Regions from separate parts of the Homo sapiens genome. Here region 2 is linked to region 1. A link is an interaction called in ENCODE POLR2A ChIA-PET data of the cell type or tissue named here. Cell type or tissue: Panc1. All regions are shown on one strand. Links, peaks and the distances in the headings refer to the core of each region. The heading gives the core; the rest is flanking DNA. Region 1 overlaps DRC3 (dynein regulatory complex subunit 3). Region 2 overlaps TOM1L2 (target of myb1 like 2 membrane trafficking protein).

What was found. Peaks named below come from ENCODE experiments on the same cell type or tissue, not always from the same donor. Only the 100,000 strongest peaks of a DNase experiment are listed, where the experiment ranks them.
Region 2: POLR2A ChIA-PET joins it to region 1 with 7 read pairs; 3 of 35 experiments call an interaction of 5 or more read pairs at or near these places.

The regions. Positions count from the first base shown.
Region 1 is chr17:17,998,302-18,003,679 of GRCh38, forward strand. The region is part of intron 9 of DRC3 (dynein regulatory complex subunit 3); the gene reads left to right. Among named protein-coding and RNA genes, the nearest start is that of DRC3, 28 kb to the left of the region's middle. In Panc1, for the core only: no CTCF peak of the experiment used is centred there; no DNase peak of the experiment used is centred there.
Region 2 is chr17:17,942,340-17,947,717 of GRCh38, forward strand. The region is part of intron 1 of TOM1L2 (target of myb1 like 2 membrane trafficking protein); the gene reads right to left. Among named protein-coding and RNA genes, the nearest start is that of TOM1L2, 27 kb to the right of the region's middle. In Panc1, for the core only: no CTCF peak of the experiment used is centred there; no DNase peak of the experiment used is centred there; H3K27ac peaks cover 3,224 bases.

The DNA.
Region 1 (5,378 bases), core at 325-5,324:
AGACTCTGGGTGGTCAGGACTCAGCCTAACCAGGCCATGGGGTCCAGCCCAAGCAGGGGCCATTGGGAAGGGCACCAATCTTTGTATTTGATGGCAACTGCCTCTTTGAGTTGGCATTACTTTTAAAGACAGGATGCTTAGCCTGTTGTAAATCACAGATCTTTGTGAGATGCTAAGGAAAGCTGTGGACCTTCTTTTTCCTCAAAAAACTGTTCACACACACCAAGCTTGCTTGTAGCATAAGGGGCTTTAGGGAGCCCATCCTTGTTGTGAACTTAAGGCCCTTCCTTGTTGTGAACTTAAAGTAGAGCAAAGTCCCTCGATGCGCAACTTCAGATCTGATGGAGTTGGTGATCCACTCCCATGTGCTTCCCGCCTCCCCAACGGCCACCCCCATTCCTGTCTCATTAACCTCCAGGGCCTCACATGTTGTGCGATTTAATTCTCAAGACCCTCCTTGTTATATTTTAGGGAGCAGGGGTTACTGCATTCAACCAGAAGTTCAAAACTGTCAGCAGAGGAATACATTTGGCTCACATATGTGTTTTATGTGGCCTGAATAGGGTTTTAAAACATTTCGAACATCCTGCTGACATTAGAAACTAGCAGATTTCACAGAAAAAATTGTGGTTGCCAGCTTCTCTGGAAGCAACTGTCATCAGGGCTTGAGTGGCAGTTGTCCCCTCTGGACAGGTCATGTCTCCAGTCCCGCAGTCCCTGTCCAGCCTTCCTTCCTGATATTTATCTGGTCCCTGTAGCCACTGGGCTTGGGAGTGTCAGCTAGCTGGCTCTTCCTGAGGCCTGGTGCAGGGACCCAGCCCCTCAGCAGCGAGTCCCTCTGCAGAAGCAGGATATGGGCCATGCCAAGCCTGACTTGGAACATGGAACGTGCCACTTGCTCCTCCGTTCAGGCACCTGCCTTCATTGCGGGCCAGCTCCTCAAAGGCCACCTCGGACGAGCTGACCATCCTAGTGCTCCCCTTCTAGAGCCAAGAGCAGTGGATCCTGCTCAGCCTGCATGCGGAGTCCCTGGGCCCTGGAAATGTGCTCACATTCAGGCCCAGCAGCACCCTGTGGCCTGGCACAGGGATTTTCCATTGTTCCCTGGGTGCTTTCCATGCACAGCCTGGATAGAGGCCACTGACTTGGAAGTTCCCAAGACCCCATAGGCCCTGCAGACCTCCAGTTCCCTCCCTGACAGGCCCTCTCCTATAGGTTTTCCTACGCTCCTCCCACTCATCCCCATTAGGCCTCATCCATTGCACACAGTGCACTGCTCCAGGTGCCCAGTGAGTCACGTTTCAGGGTCATGCTGCAGCCATGTAAGGCTTGGGGCTCAGGCAGACTCCTCACTGGTGACCCAGAGACACATTATTGACCCTCTCCTAGCCTCCATTTCCTCATTTGCAGAACAGAGATAACCACCTTGAAGAACTGTAGTGAGAAACAGAGAGGGAAAGCACTTGTGCAAGGCCTGGAGCAGAGTCAGCCCAAAAGGATGACAGCATGTCTGTGTGTAGTCAGCTGCACTCTCGAATGAGTAGTGTGTGCACATGGCACAGCCTGAAGAATGGCCACTGGGGGATACGGTCTCCCTCCTACTCCTGTATCTCTGTGTGTGTGTGTGTGCGTGCGTGCACACGCGCACATAGCATGCCCTATTCTGTACTTTGCTTTCGTGTGTGTGTGTGAGCATAGCATGCCCTGTTCTGTACTTTGCTTTCCTATGTGTGTGTGCGTGTATGCATAGCATGCCCTGTTTTGTACTTTGCTTTCGTGTGTGTGTGTGTGTGTGTGTGTGTGTGAGCATAGCATGCCTTGTTCTGTACTTTGCTTTCCTATGTGTGTGTACATGTATGCATAGCATGCCCTGTTCTGTACTTTGCTTTCCTCTGTGTGTGTGTGTGTGTGCATAGCATGCCGTTCTGTACTTTGCTTTCACGTGAGTGTGTGTGTGTGTGTGTGTGCATAGCATGCCTTGCTCTGTACTTTGCTTTCGTGTGTGTGTGTGTGTGCGCGCATAGCATGCCCTGTTCTGTACTTTGCTTTCACGTGAGTGTGTGTGTGTGTGTGTGTGTGTGCATAGCATGCCTTGTTCTGTACTTTGCTTTCCTATATTATGCATCTTGGAGAGCCTTCCAAAATGAAAAAGTAGCTTCTTTTTTTTATAGCTAAAATATCGCATTGCATGGGTGAGCCATAATTATTTAGCCAGTCCCTGTTGATGGACAGTTAGGTTTTTTCCCAACCTTTTGCTCTTTTAGTGTTCCACTGAATAAGTTGGTGCAAGTTTGACCTGCAGGATGAAGTCCTAGAAGTGGAACTGTGCATTGGTTTTTTTCATGGTTATTGTCCAACTGTAACCTACAGAACCTGTACCTTCCACAGCCGTCATCAGGCCAGTGTCACAGGCTTCCTCATGTTTGCCAATCTGTGCACCCTGAGTATGCATTTATTTTCTCTTAAGTGGGGATGAGCAACACGTTTTACATGTTTTACAACCATTTGTGTTTTTTATTCTGTGAATTATTTGTACTTATATTTTGCCCTTGCCCACTTTTCTATTTGGTTTTTGGTTTCTCTCTCTCTTCTTAAATTATTTATTATTATTATTTTCAGAATAGGGTCTAACTCCATTGCCCAGGTTGGAGTGCAGTGCACCATTATAGCTCACTGCAGCCTTGAACTCCTGGGCTCAAGCAATCCTCGTGCCTCAGCCTCCTGAGTAGCTGGGACTACAGGAACACAACACCACACCTGGCTGTTTCTTTCTTTTTTTCTTTTTCTTTCTTTTTTTTTTTTAGCTAGTCAAATTTAGCAGTGGGAGACTGTATACCAACTTCAGTGACACCAAATTTAATAAGTTCTCATAACCTACTACCATCAGACCAGACCTTTCTTTTTTAAAAAGTTATTACCTGGCTGGGCGTGGTAGCTCACGTCTGTAATCTCAGCACTTTCGGAGGCCAAGGTGGGTGGATCACCTGAGGTCAGGAGTTCGAGAGCAGCCTGGACAACATGGTGAAACCCCGTCTCTACTAAAAATACAAAAGTTAGCCAGGGTGGTGATGCATGCCTGTAATCCCAGCTACTTGGGAGGCTGAGGCAGGAGAATCACTTGAACCCAGGAGGTGGAGGTTGCAGTGGGCCAAGATCATGCCACTGCATTCCAGCCTGGGCAATAGAGTGAGAGTCTGTCTCAAAAAAAGAAAAAAAATGTTATTACTTTGTAGGAGCTCTTTGTAGATTGTGTCAGTGAAATGAATGGCAAATATTTTTCCCGGTTTGTGTTTTATCTTGCAATGTTGTCTGTGGTGCTTTTGCCATTCAGAATGAAAAATTTTTTTGGCTGGGGGAGGTGGTTCACAACTGTAATCCCAGCACTTCGGGAAGCTGTGGCAGGAAGATCGCTTGAGCCCAGCAGTTTGAGAGCAGCCTGGGCAACATAGTAAGACCCCATCTTAAAAGTAAATACATAAATAAATTTAAAAGAATTAAAAAATTTTTAAGGTAGTAGAGTTTACCAATCTTCTGGTTATATTTGGCAAGATCTCAGATTATTTGTTAAAAATCTCCCAGGTTTGGCCGGACGCAGTGGCTTATGCATGTAATCCCAGCACTTTGGGAGACCAAGGCGGGCGGGTCACCTGAGGGCCGGGAGTTTGAGACCAGCCTTGCCAACATGGTGAAACCCCATCTCTACTAAAAATGCAAAAATTCACTGGGCATGGTGGCAGGCACCTATAATCCCAGCTACTTGGGAAGCTGAGGCGAGAGAATCGCTGGAAACTGGGAGACAGAGGTTGCAGTGAACCAAGATCACGTCACTGCACTCCAGCCTGGGTGACAGTGTGAGACTCTGTCTCAAAGAAAAAAAAAATCTCCCAGGTTTTCTGCTAGCACTTTTATGGTTTAATTTTTTACATTTGAATCTTCATCAGGAATTTGTTTTCATGTAAGGCTTGAGGTAGGGATCGAGCCTGGTTTTTCTCCAGACAGGGTAGCTATTATTATGTCATTCGCCCCCTTCAATCATGCTGTTACTCCATCCTCCTTCATGACTAATACCAGGCATCAACAAAAACAAGCCAAAATCACATCTGGTGTTGGTGGTAACCCAGGCCCTTTGCTAGTAAGCAGCTGGTAGTCAGTGCTGTTTGGACCCCAGGTTGCCATATACCCTCTGAGCACCCCCTCATTCCAAAGGGCTCAGCATCTATTTAGCAGTAGCTTCCACTTGCTCACTGGGGTTCTGTGTGGGTTCAATTCATCTCCTCAAAGACTGGAACTGTCTTTCCTTGCCAGGGTCTTTCCTGGCCTGTGCCTGTGATAGGCCTTTTATAGGAGACTCCGGTAGCCGAGCTCCACTGTGCACCAGGTGCTTCCTGTACACGGCCTCTGATCCCCAGGACCCCGTGAGGCAGAGATGCTTCTCCCCATTTACAGTGAGGAAACTGAGTCAGCGAATGAAAGTGGGTCTCTCAAGGTCACACTGTTAAGTGACCCAGGCAGGATTCAAATTCAGGTTCACCTAACTCTGAAGTTGTAAGGCAGGTAAATTTTTTCCTCTAGCTTATCAGGGTCACTGACTGGGACCAAGAATTAAACTGACATAAGACAAACGAGAAAAGCATACAAATTTTATTGAGTAATTTGTACATGTACATGGGAGCATTCACAAGCAAAATGAAGGCTCAAGAAGCCGTTAGGGCCGAAAGCTTATATACTTAGTTGGACAGAGAGTAGTGAATTGTGAGAACGTGACAAGACAAAGAGGTTTGGGCTAAGGCAGTTCATCGTGGAGAAGTGACAAGGCAGATGAGCGTTAGTTTAACAAGGTTTGTTCACACAGATTCCCCTTGGCCCGGACTCCCTCCCTCTGATGATAAGAATGGCTTCTTGGCTGGGCACAGTGGCTCACACCTGTAATCTCAGCACTCTGGGAGGCCGAGGTGGGTGGATCATGAGGTCAGGAGTTCAAGACCAGCCTGGCCAAGATGGTGAAACCCCGTCTCTACTAAAAATACAAAAAAAATTAGCCGGTCATAATGGCAGGTGCCTGTAATCCTAGCTACTCAGGAGACTGAGGCAGAGAATTGCTTGAACTCAGGAGGCAGAGGTTGCAGTGACCGAGATCGTACCACTGCACTCCAGCCTGGGTGACAGAGTGAGACTACGTCTTTAAAAAAAAAAAAAAAAAAAAAAAAAAAAAAAAGAATGGTTTCTTTCCTCCTGGTACAGGGAGGGCACCTTTCCCATGGGAGATTTAACTTCTGCTTTCAGGAAGAAAAAGGGAGGTCAGGGTGTCCTCTTTGCATTTTCTGTTTTTAAGTATCTTTTTTTTTTTTTTTTTTTTTTTGAGACAGAGTCTCACTCTG
Region 2 (5,378 bases), core at 135-5,134, 56 kb before region 1:
AAACTCCTGGCTCTGTAATGTATTAGCCCCAAGATCTCAGGCAAGTTCATTAATCCTGGCTTTAACCCTCAATCATATCATATGTAAAATGGGGATTAAAAACTATATACTTCGCAGGATTACTATACTAACCAGAAAATCATATCAATTTAAAGGACATTTATAATACTAGTTACTAAGTATTAAGATCTTATTATGGGCCGATATGTATGGGCCGATATGTACACCTTCCCTTTTAAATCTCAAAACAACCCTATGAGGGAGGTATTATGTCCCCCATTTTAAAAAATGAGGCTACTTAGTAGGCTCAGAGTAAGTAATTTGCCCCAAAAGATACAGTGTTGGGATGAGAATGTGACTTGGGTTTGTCTGCTCCAAAGACTGTTCTTATTGTCATTACAATGGTACTATAAGCAGTCACATCAGCACGGTAGTTAGTATAGAAAAGGAAGCAGTCAGAATTCCAGGAAAGGCTTTTGCCAGCTTTAGTCGCGACAGCCCTGGGATGGGCCATCACCATTCCATTTTACAGATGAGAACTTGGGGCTCAGAGACATGAAGACTGTTAGAAGTAAACAAAAAGCTGTTTATCTTTTAGAGCCCTTTATCTATTTCAGTATTTATAAAGTAATTATTATAAAGTAATATGATGCCTGGAATCTGCTTCAAAATAATGCAGAGTGGGAGGGGAGGATGATTAGATGAAACAAGATTGGATTGGCCAGATGCTTAGAAGCTGAGTCATGGGTACACAGAGGTTCATTACACTGTTCTCCCAATTCATATCTATGCTTGAAATTTTCTATGATAAGAAAAAGCAAAAATAAAAAAATACTTCATCTCCTGGAGAAAGCATAAGGCAGAAGCAGGTCTCAAACTGGGGTATGTTCTGTCCCCAAATTCTGAGTCCTCTCCAATCCACTGTAACAGTCACTTTAAAAAACCCTTTCTTCTTTCCATCTTGATATGGGTCCAAAGTGCTGCTAATTAGAGCTAGGGAGTTAGGAAGGCAAAGCAGTCTCTATAGGGGTCAGATAGTGGCAGACCAGCCTGCTGCTGGGGTGCGACAGAGGGCTGAATCCTGCTGCCTGGAGAGTGCAGAAAAGGCCTCAGCAAGGTAACAACACTTGGGTATGGAGAGAATGTGGATGATCCAAAAGAGAATGTAGGAATGTGAAGGCAAAGGAGAGAAGGAGCAGCCAGTGCAAATGCATGGAAAGGGGAGCCCGAAGGCTGAGCTGCCTCCAGATCTCTCTTGGGGATTGCTGCTGCAGCCTCCTCATTGTTATCACTTCCTCCACTCTCTCTTTCCATAGTCTACACTCCACACTGCCCCAGGTGGTCTGCACCAAACAGAAAATCTGATCTCATCTTCCCCCTAAGTATTAAAAACCTCCCAGATCTCCCCACTTCACTTCAGATAAGGTCTACACTCCTCAACCTGATCCTCAGGGTGACTATCTCTAACCAGCCCTGACTTCCACTTCCTACCCCTTGCCAGGGCCCCACGTGAACATCCAGAGCCCAAGGTCTAGCTGCCACAAACATACAGGCCCCTTTTCTCCAATGTTCTCTCTTCCTTGCACATCCCTCCCCCTCCAGGTAAACTCCTACCAGAGAGCAGCTCAGATGTCACCTCCTTTGTGAAGGCAGTCCTTACTCTGCCCCTCTCAGTGCATGCTGCTACATTATCAGAGCACCCCCACACTGCACTTGAGGGTCTTCCTCTGGATGAGAAGGTGGGCTCTAGGGCAGGGAGAGGCAGCAGACAAGGTGATCAATACAAGGTGCTTATTAACACTACTAGCGACATAAATAATGCAGCCCCCGGATAGGCAGGCAGGGGTTGTGCAAGCCATCATGGTGCCTGGCACAAAGTGGCTGCCGTGAGAGGCTGCCTGGTGAGTGGACAGGTGAGGACGGCAGGATGCTGAGCAAAGGGATGCTGAGCAGAGGGCTCCTTCCTGACCTTGGCTGAGGCAGCCTTGCTGCGGTGCCCTTCATGAGTCTGTAAGCTCACGGCTGCAGGAGGCTAATTCAGTGCCTAAAAATGCTGTAACAGTTTCTTTGAAAGGTTCCAGACAAATGGAAAATGACACCGACAGCTTGACGCTCCCTTCACCTCCATGGCTGCAAACCTAAAGAATATTTATGATCCGTGGGATCAGAGATTTGGTGTCTTAGAAGCAAAGAAAGGTCACAAGACAAACTAACGCAGACCATCTGCTCTTGGGTGGGGAAAGAGATTCCCATATTTGGAGTTATTCTCCCCAAAGCACCAGGCACCTGCTTCTCTTGTGAAAATCTATGAGCTAACACAATGATTTTTATTTAACATAGTATAAAACCAACGTCTCCTACAAGGAGAGGTGAAAAGCTGAACACAAACATGCCGACTAACAGGGAGCTATGGAAGCCTTCCGGCGGGGAAACAGGAGGTCCGCACTTGTGCTCTCCATATTAAATGCTTAGCGACAAGGCCTAACAGAGGAGAACAAATGCTCCCAGAGATGTCTGCCTGATGGCAATGGAGAAAAACTCATCTGGGGCTAGTACTAGTGGAGCTCCCCTCCTCCTCCATTTTTCATAGGCCGGATGCTCCTGCAATTCCCAACACCGTACTCCTGACATTGCAGCAGATGCTGCCCGCACTGCCGCCGCCACACTAATCCTTCATCCTCCGGGGCCAATGGAAATGTAGGATTTCCCATTAATCAGGGCCGTGGACACCAAAATAGCTCATCTGACCTTTGCAAATACCAAAGGGTGGATTTAAAGCAGAAACTGGCAAAAGGTAATGCAAAAGTCTTTAGCTTTCTTTTCAGAGATGATTTTATGCAGTCATTAGCTAAGAAACAGATTGCCAGTAGGACCAACAAGGTTAAAAATTAGGTGGAAAGAGCCAAATGTTTCACCACACACACACATACACACACACACACACACACACACTCTCTCTCTCTCTCTCTCTCATTCCTTGATGAATTATTTAACTTACATTAAAAATATATATATGGCTCAGAAATCTCTTGGCATTGGCACTGGATTGAAAACAGTGTCAAACTGGGAAGTAGCTGTTCTCTGAGAGAACACTTATACATCAAAACAAACATGGATTTCAATGTGCAATACCAGGTGGACTTCATCAGACAATACAGACCACAGATCTGCTATTGATGAAAAGATAGACCCTCTCTTAGGGAGACCCACATTACATAGGATGAAACTTCATTAAACTTCCTTATCACATACATACCCATCTTCTCTCTATTTACAGCCTATACATCTTAGTTAATCATTGATATTTTGTGAGCAAAAGTGACCTTAATATTTCACGGAGACTTTCTCTGCATAGCTATAATTCAGCACCACATAAAACTGGATCTTAAGTATCTTAATGAAATGTAGGACTCTTTCCATTTAAAAAAAGAGAAAAAGTAATTATAGAAAACTGGAAGAAAAAAGAAGAAAAGCTAGTCACATAAGTCTGCCACCACCCTAATTCAATCTTTTTTCTTTTTTTATTTTTTAAAAAAGATGTCTATTTTTGAGACAAGGTCTCAGTGTCACCCAGGCTGGAGTGCAGTGGCACAATCATGGCTCACTGCAGTCTCAACCTCCCGGGCTCAGGTGATCCTCCCACCTCAGCCTCATGAGTAGCTGGGACTACTGGGGTGCACCATCACGCCTGCCTGGCTAAATTTTTCATATTTTTTGGTAAGACGGGGTTTCATCATGTTGGAGACCAGGCTGGTCTCCAACCCCTGGGCTCCAGCAATCTGCCTGCCTCAGCCTCCGAAAGTGCTGGGATTATAGGAATAAACCACCGCACCCTGCCGTAATTCAATTTTGTATAAGAGCTTTATTGAGATATAATTTACATACCATGAAATCTACCCTCTTGAAGTGTACAATTCAGTGGCATTAGTACATATATTCACAGAGTTGTGCAACCATCACCACTATGTAACTCTAGAATATATTCATCATCCTAAAAATAAATCCTGTACCTGTTAGCAGTCACTTCCCATTCCCCCTCTCCCAGCCTCCTACAACCACTAATCTGCCTTTTCTCTATATAGATGTGTCTATTCTGAACATTTCTTATAAATGCAATCATACAATATATAGCTGTTTGTGTCTGGCTTCTTTCATGAAACATAATATTTTTACCCAATTCTATTTTTTATTAGCACTTTGTTAGGTTTCTTTCCCATCTCGATTCTGATATATTTAAAACTTAATCCTTTGCTAACATTATAAAGTTAAGTCTGTTTTTTGCTAAACCACAAGTTACTGACCCTAAGCTAGGCTCATGGGTGCAGAGGCTGCAGGAGGCCTGTTTTGCTCTCTAAACATCAGCTCATTATATTGGTCTAAGTATTGATCTAATTTTTTTTTTTAAGACAGAGTCTCACTCTATCGCCCAGGCTGGAGCGCAATGGCACAATCTTGGCTCACTGCAACCTCTGCCTCCTGGGTTCAAGCCATTCTCCTGCCTCAGCCTCCCAAGCAGCTGGGACTACAGGGATGTGCCACCACGCCTGGCTAATTTTTGTATTTTTAGTAGAAATGGAGTTTTACCACGTTGGCCAGGCTGGTCTCGAGCTCCTGACCTCAAGTGATCAGCCCTCCTCAGCCTCCCAAAGTGCTGGGATTACAGGCGTACGCCACCGTGCCAGCCTAAGTGTTGATCTAATTTTAACAGAAGTGCCTCAGGGTTAGGAAAGTACTAACTAGTTATACCAGCCCTCAGGACAATCCCACACAGTAAATACAATCTTCAGCAAGGAACAGGAAAGAACACTAGAACTGGGATTTAAATAGGAAGAGCTACTACCATCCAGTGAGCTTTTCAGTTTTATACGGTGGGGGGGTCTCACTATATTGCCCATGCTGGTCTTGAACTCCTGGGCTCAAGTGATCCTGCTGCCTCAGCCTCCCAAAGTGCTGGGATTATAGACATGAGCCACCGTGCCCAGGCCAGTGAGCTTTCTGTTTTGCAAATATTGTAGGCTAAATTGTGCCATCCTCAAGTTCTCATGTTGAAGCCCTAAGCACCAGTACCTCACAATATGACTGATTGAATTTGGAGACAGGGTCTTTAAAGAAGTGATTAAGTTAAAATGGGGCCCTAATCCAATCATGCATGCACAGAGGAATGACCATGTGAGGACACAGCAAGACAGTAGCTGTTGGCAAGCCACGGAAAGAGGCTTCTGAAGAAGCCAAACCTGCAGCTTGATCTTGGATTTTCAGCCTCCAGAACTATGAGAAAATAAGTTCGGTTAAGCCTTCCAGTCTGTGGTATTTTGTTATGGTAGCCCTAGCAAACGTCTCATTTAATGCCCCGACACATACTTTTAAAAATAGGACTT